Regions from separate parts of the Homo sapiens genome. Here all the other regions are linked to region 2. A link is an interaction called in ENCODE POLR2A ChIA-PET data of the cell type or tissue named here. Cell type or tissue: PC-3. All regions are shown on one strand.

Region 1 (2,500 bases), 570 kb after region 2:
AAAGATAAATACTTTTTAAACACTAATGGAGCTTACATTTTACTATAAAGAGAAATATAATCAAGCACAAGCATCATAAGTAAGGGAATTCCATGGCTTGTTAAAAGGCAAGATGTAGCCGGGCGCAGTGGCCCACGCCTGTAATCCCAGCACTTTGGGAGGCCGAGGCAGGTGGATCACTTGAGGCCAAGAGTTTGAGACCAGCCTGGCCAACATGGTGAAACCCCGCCTCCCCTAAAAATACAAAAATTAGCCAGGCATGGTGGTGCAAGCTTGTAATCCCAGCTACTCAGGAGGCTGAGGCACAAGAATCTCTTGAACCCAGGAGGCAGAGGTTGAAGTGAGCTGAGATCATGCCACTGCACTCCACCTGGGCAGCAGAGTGAGACTCTGCCCCGCCACAAAAAATAAAAATCAACTAAAATAAAAGGCAAGATGCACTATCAAAATAGAATGAACAAGAGCAAGGTAGTTTGGAGGGGGAAGGAGAGGTTTGCAATCTTGGATGGGATGGACAGCAGAGGCCTTAATGAGAAGGATCATGTGAGCAGACTTGAAAAACATGGAGGGGCCAGGTGCAGTGGCTCATGCCTGTAATCCCAGCACTTTGGGAGGACGAGACAGGCAGATCGCCTAAGGTCAGGAGTTCGAGACCAGCCTGGCCAATATGGCAAAACCCTGTCTCTACTAAAAATACAAAAATTAGCCGGGCATGATGGTGGGCACCTATATTCCCAGCTGCTCGGGGGGCTGAGACAGGAGAATCACTTGTACCCGGAAGGCGGAGGCTGCAGTGAGCTGAGATCGCGCCACTGCATTCCAGCCTGGGTGGCAGAGCAAGACTCTGTCTCAAAAAAAAAAAAAAAAAAAAAAAAAAAAAAGAAAGAAAGACATGGAGGAGGCTGGGCACAGTGCTTCATGCCTGTAATCCCAGCACTTTGAGAGACCCAGGAGAGAGGATTGCTTGCGCCCCAGAGTTCAAGACCAGCCTGGGAAACATGACAAGACCGTTTCTCTACAAAAAATTTAAAAATTAGCTGAACATGGTGGTGTGCACCTGTAGTCCCAGGTACTTGGGAAGCTGGGGTGGGGGGACCACTTGAGCCTGGCTGGTCGAGGCTGCAGTGAGCCGTGATTGTGCCACTGCATTCCAGCCTGGGCAACAGAGCAAGACCACATCTCAAAAAAAAAAAAAAATTACAAAAAAGAAAGAAAAAGAAAAAGAAATGATATAGCAGAGAGGAAGGAACTAGTCCCACATCAAAGAAATCTTTAAGCAAAAGAAATGATCAGAAGCCCAATTCTACCACTTACTAGCTAAGCGACCTTGAGCAAGCTCATCTCTGATCCTCAGCCTCCTCATCTGTAACAGGGGTGTCCCGTTCCCTAGAGTTGTTTGCAAAGATTGTGAGATGATATATGTCAGTGCCTCCCAGGGTACCCAGCTTATAGTAAGTTCTCTGGTCTCAATTTTTATAGTCAGTGCTCTGCAAATTTGCAGAGCATTTTCCTTCTCATCCTGCAGAAACAAGTTCTATCAAGTATCCCCCAACCATAAAATTAGTATTCCAGTCCTAGGAATTAACAGACTACAGGACAATCCACAAGGCCAACCATCTCCACCACACCGGGTGCCTTCTAAGTGCCCGGCACCCTGCCAGCCTCTTTCCAGGCGCTTATCTCAGTCACCCTCCCCGTCATGCTGAGGCCAGTAATTACTATCACCATGCCAGCCTCAAAGCCTGTGCTCTCAAATTCCCATGATGTCACGTCACTAAGCAGGTCTCAGCTGTCACTTCCAGTCCCCTAGAATAGGCCACAGATATGTAGGTTGCCCAAGGGATGGAAAGAACTGGAGGAAATTCTGGCCTAAGGTACAGAATTCTGTCCCTTGAGTGGACACTGGGAAGAGAGAATTCTGTCACTATCCCCAGAGACCTGTCTGAGCTGGAGTGCCATTGTGTCCTCACTCTGAGGTCACTATCTGAACTCAGTGGTCTTGAAAAAGGTGGTATAGCACAAAGCTTAAAAGCCACTAGCTTTTAACATCTAGCCAGGTACAGCAGAATATACCTATATTCCCAGCTACTCAGGAGGCTGAGGCGGGAGGATTCCTTGAGCCCAGGAGGTTAAGGCTGCAGTAAGCTATGATCTTGCCACTGTACTTGAGCCTGAGTGACAGCAGAGATCTTGTCTTTAAAAAATAAATTAAAAATAAATACATACATACATGCATACATACCCCTTTGTCCTGGGTTCAACATCCAGCCTTACCACTTACAAGCAAATATGACTCAAGGGAAGTTATGTAATCTCTCAGTGCCTCATTTTCTTCATCTGTAAAATGGAGATAATGAGGAGTTGAGTCCACCCTCTGTCTCCCCCTTGGCAAGACCCCATTGCAATGGTCCCTATAAAAAATAAAATAAAATAGGCCAGGTGCGGAGATTCATACCTGTAATCCCAGCACTTTGGGAGGCCGAGGCAGGAGTATCACTTG
Region 2 (2,500 bases):
GCTGCCGCAAGAATTGAGACTGCATCTGGACTCACAGGATGGGAATCTGTCAACATTGGCTGTGGGTGTGGAGAGGAGACATAGAGAGCATATCCTGTTTATCTGGAATCCCACGGGGAAATTTATTTACTCTTTTGTTCATTCATTTATTCAATCACTTACTTATTCAGCAAACATTTATTGAGCACCTACTATGTGTCAGGTCCCTGAGCAGAACTCTAGGGATACGGCATTTAAAGCAACAGACGTTGTCTGTGCCCTGATGGCAGCAGAGGACCTTGACTCAATATTTTATCAGATCCAAGGGGAGCTTACAAGCCCAAATCCTGGACTACCATGAGGTCAATTGATCCTATTAGTGCCTAGAAGCAACAAAGGACCTTTCTGGAAGAAGTAGTGCTCACAGCTTCCAGGAGCAAAGGTCCTGAACTTTTATGACCCACTTCCCTTTGTTCCCTTCACCAAAGTATGTTGACTTACATGCAAAACACAACAGCGTCCACAAGCAAGGGCTAGGAGCCTCATTTGATGTCTTCAACTTGTTCTACTGTTCACTGGGTCATGTTGCCAAAGCTCAGACTGAGTCAGCTTGTCCAGCTGTAGAACGGGTTCATATGTGCTCATTAGAGAGCCTTGGGGTACTTTGGCATGGGTATCTCAGGGGCCCTGGAAACTGGTAATGATCATAATAACCTGTGATACTTGTACAACTCTCTAGTCTTTTCAAAGAAAGCAGCCACATCTAAGTTACTCCACAACATCTTGGGGGCAGAAAAAGTAGGGTTATTATCCCAATTTTATGGCTCCAGAGACACAGACAGGTTCAGCGACATGCCCAGGTCCACAAAAAGAAAACTGTGATAAGGTTGATGTTGAAGGGACTTGGAAAAATGAATGAAAGAGAGTGAAATAGCAACACAAACACGTGTGCATGTGTGTGTGTGTGTGTGTGTGTATGTGTGTGTGTTTCACTCCCTACAAACCTCATGGCATGTTCATGGCTGTGAATAACTACTTTTTTCCCCTCCCTCCCTCCTTCCCTGCCTTCCTTTATTCCTTTCCTTTTTTTTTATTTTTGTAGTATTTATTTACCTCAGTGACTAATATGTTAACTTCTCCCTTTAACTAATATGTTAAATTCTCCAGCTCAGTGGAAATTTTATTCCTCACTGAAAGCTAGAGGCAGCACTGTATGCTCTAGGGCAGGGGTCCCCAGCCCTCAGGCTGTGGACTGGTACTGGTCTGTGGCCTCTTAGGAACTGAAACACACAGCAGGAGGTGAGCAACAGATGAGTGAGCATAACCACCTGAGCTCCGCCTCCTGTTAGATCAACAGCATCATCAGATTCATATAGGAGCGTGAACCCTAGTGTGAACTGTGCATGCGAGGGATCTAGGTTGCACGCTCCTTTTGAGAATGTAACTAATGCCTGATGATATGAGGTGGAACAGTTTATCCCAAAACCACCCCCACCCCAACCCCCAATCCATGGAAAAATTGTCTTCCATGAAACCATTCCTGATGCTGAAAAAGTTGGGGACCACTTACTGCCGTAAGGGAAAGCTACACCCAGGGACAGTTGGAACAGAGTGGAATATGATGCAGAACACGCATGAATTCAGGGGTGCAGGAGCCAAGCAGAGCTACAACGTCTGTCTCCAGTGGCAAATGAGAGGGAGATCCCAAGAGTGCATGGTGGATAAGAGACAGGAGAAGCCATCCCCCTCAGGAACTCAGCTTCCCGAGCTCAGCTTGCAGTGCAGAGTTTTACGTGCTCAGGTTGAGGAAGTGCTTGCTTTTCCTCTCCCGCTTGCCAAAGTTCTGTGTTAGGGGTTTCCAGACTTTAGTGTGCCTAGGAACCACTCAGGGAGATCATTAAAAATGCATACTCTGGGGCCCTGCCCCCAGAAATTTGAATTAAGTAGGTTGGGGGCAGGGCCCAGGAACCTGAATTTTCACAAGCAGCTAGCGTACATACCTCACTTAAAGAATGATCACAATATGCTGACATGACACATCTCGGCTGTGATAGAAAGGTAGAGGTTAAAAAAACAGGAAACTGAGGTCTCAAGCAGAACTGTCCTTGTCATTGGGAGCGTCACTGAGGATGAATATACCCTCTTTCCCTTCCCTTGAGTTTGAATGTCTGCTTCCTATCAGTTGGTGGGAACTGAGGAGGCCAAGCCAAGGAGGTTTTTTTTGTTTGTTTTTAAATTTGTGGCAATGTTTTCCAACTTGAAGTAGAGTTTGGGGAAAGATGGGGGAGTAGAAAACAGGATTGGTGAGAGAAGATGGTATGAGAGACCAAGAGGAAGAGGGAGACAGTATTTATTGGCCACCTACCGAGTGTGAAGTGTGTTATGCATATTGACTTCAATATCTAATATGTACAGCTCCTTAGGATGGCTGGAATAGGCTTTGAAGGCAGGCAGGTTTGTGTCCTAATCTTGACTCTGTCACATATAGCCTGTGTGATCTTGAACAACTGACTTCACCGTT
Region 3 (2,500 bases), 620 kb after region 2:
TCCAACTTGGGAACTGGAGTTCCGTTGGCTCATACTGGAGATAACGCCCTTCTGCCTTGGTTTTTTCCTTCGCCTGTGGTAGATTTATGTCCCAGCGAGGGTGAGAGCGACGCCGAGGCCGAGAGCAAAGAGGAGCATGGCCCCGAGGCCTGCGACGCGGCCAAGATCTCCACCACCACGTCGGAGGAGCCCTGCCGTGACAAGGGCAGCCCCGCGGTCAAGGCTCACCTTTTCGCTGCTGAGCGGCCCCGGGACAGCGGGCGGCTGGACAAAGCGTCGCCCGACTCACGCCATAGCCCCGCCACCATCTCGTCCAGCACTCGCGGCCTGGGCGCGGAGGAGCGCAGGAGCCCGGTTCGCGAGGGCACAGCGCCGGCCAAGGTGGAAGAGGCGCGCGCGCTCCCGGGCAAGGAGGCCTTCGCGCCGCTCACGGTGCAGACGGACGCGGCCGCCGCGCACCTGGCCCAGGGCCCCCTGCCTGGCCTCGGCTTCGCCCCGGGCCTGGCGGGCCAACAGTTCTTCAACGGGCACCCGCTCTTCCTGCACCCCAGCCAGTTTGCCATGGGGGGCGCCTTCTCCAGCATGGCGGCCGCTGGCATGGGTCCCCTCCTGGCCACGGTTTCTGGGGCCTCCACCGGTGTCTCGGGCCTGGATTCCACGGCCATGGCCTCTGCCGCTGCGGCGCAGGGACTGTCCGGGGCGTCCGCGGCCACCCTGCCCTTCCACCTCCAGCAGCACGTCCTGGCCTCTCAGGTATGGATCCTTCTTCCTGCCTCCACCAGTCTTTCCACCTTTCGTCCAGTTTCCCTGTCCTTTGCCAGCAGACCCTCACCCGATCCCTTTGGCCTAGTAGCTGTAATAATTTTTACTGAGCCATTACCGGGTTCAAGGCTTAGCTCATGGAGTTATTATGACTTCATTCTCCCCATTCACCCCAAAAATCTTTAAAATTTTTCCGAAGTTAAAGGCTGTTTCCAGCAGAGTAGATAGGTAGTAACAAAGATAACAGCTGGACACAGCACTTACTTTCAGGCATTCTTCTAAGTGCTTGCTCTGTATTGACTCATTTGACCTAACCCTTCAGGGGTACTATTATCACCTCCACTTTACAGATGAAGGCGAAGACGCCCAGAGATGTTGAGTGACTTGTCCAAGGTCACACAGCGGGTACATGGTGGAGCTGAGACTCAACCCCAGGCTATCTGACTCCAGGGCCTCTTTGAGGGTTTCTGATTTTAGCTTCAGAGCTGACATGTCTCTTAAGTGTCTCATAGCCAACCCTTCCCCAGGAATGGGACTCTAGGCCTGGGGAGGGGAAGTGACTACTTCCTGAGTAGGAGTTCAGTCTTGATTCCTCCAGCCTTTCCTCCCAGTTCGAAGCTCTTCTCCCCACCCCCAACCCCAAGCAGGCCAGCCTATTCCTCGAAGGGTTAATGGTTTGTGCACACGTGGGAAATGTCAGAGGACAGGGATAAGCAGGGACTGGGGCAGGCCTGGAGGCCTGTGTGTGGCTCAGACAGCTGTGCTGGGGGGAGGTCTCAGGCGGCTGGAAACACCCTGAACTCGATGAAAAGGTTCTATGAGGTTTTGCATGCTGTTGCCTTTTGTTTTGTCTGAGCACATTCGTCTGGTCTCCCTTCCCTGCGCCAAGAAACCAGATTGGCCTCCCCACTCCAGGGAGGAGGGAGCTGAGGAAAGGCTTGGCTTCTGGCATTTCTCAATTCCTCCCATCTCCTCTGCTGGCTTCTCCGGGAGACCCTGTCCTAGGTGGGCAGGTGGTTGGTACACCAAGGACTACCTGAACAGACAAAACCTTAAGGGCACCTCAAGGCATGATGCAGAGAACTGGCCCAGGCCAGGGTGCCTGCATCTTAAATGCTGCTTCTGCCAATTCCCAGCTTAGTGCACTCCTGAACTCCTGCGGCCTACCTCGGCTTCTCACCTGGAACACCAGTGAATCATGCTGGACGATTTCTTTGTCTCTGTTTATAACAAATGCCCTTTTTCCCTCCCCCAGCCCCAGTTTCCTTTTGCTTAAGATCTTCACTGTCTGTTTTTTTTGTTTTGTTTTGTTTTGTTTGGAGAAACTTCTAGGATTGGGGTGGGAGGATGGGGGTTGGGGAAGAAGAAAGATTTAAAAAATTATTCCTACTAATTTATGTCCTCCGGCTTCCCCTTGGTTACCTCTGTGGGGTAAACTGAATCTGTATCCCCATTTAACAGGTGCAAGGAGATTTCCTGGGGGCTGCACACACTGTGTGCAGCATATTGCAGGCTTTCACTCATTTAATATCTACAAAGTCCTCAATAAGTATATGAATTACTTATGATTTCCCTGTTTTTTCTTCCTATAAGGAAGCTGAGGCACAAGTTAATCAAAGTCTCTTGGCCTAGGGTGACACAGCTAAGATTTGTACCTAGAGATTTCTGAGTGTTGACTTCTCTCCTGCCCCCACCTATCTCCCCCCCCAAAAAAAAAAACACAACAACAACAACAACA

The links. Peaks named below come from ENCODE experiments on the same cell type or tissue, not always from the same donor. Only the 100,000 strongest peaks of a DNase experiment are listed, where the experiment ranks them.
Region 1: POLR2A ChIA-PET joins it to region 2 with 5 read pairs; 2 of 35 experiments call an interaction of 5 or more read pairs at or near these places.
Region 3: POLR2A ChIA-PET joins it to region 2 with 5 read pairs; 4 of 35 experiments call an interaction of 5 or more read pairs at or near these places.

What each region holds. Positions count from the first base shown.
Region 1 is chr12:114,725,489-114,727,988 of GRCh38, reverse strand. The region is part of intron 1 of TBX3-AS1 (TBX3 antisense RNA 1); the gene reads right to left. Among named protein-coding and RNA genes, the nearest start is that of TBX3, 43 kb to the right of the region's middle. In PC-3, no CTCF peak of the experiment used is centred here; no DNase peak of the experiment used is centred here.
Region 2 is chr12:115,295,604-115,298,103 of GRCh38, reverse strand. It overlaps a transcript of LOC124903082 not described here. Among named protein-coding and RNA genes, the nearest start is that of LINC02463, 590 kb to the left of the region's middle. In PC-3, no CTCF peak of the experiment used is centred here; a DNase peak (open chromatin) is centred at 1,253; H3K27ac peaks cover 814 bases.
Region 3 is chr12:114,672,418-114,674,917 of GRCh38, reverse strand. It overlaps TBX3 (T-box transcription factor 3), which reads left to right. Exons shown (of 7, transcript NM_005996.4): 6 at 83-753. Among named protein-coding and RNA genes, the nearest start is that of TBX3-AS1, 8.6 kb to the left of the region's middle. RefSeq lists an enhancer at 2,287-2,500. In PC-3, no CTCF peak of the experiment used is centred here; DNase peaks (open chromatin) are centred at 1,287 and 1,927; H3K4me3 peaks cover 2,500 bases; H3K27ac peaks cover 2,500 bases.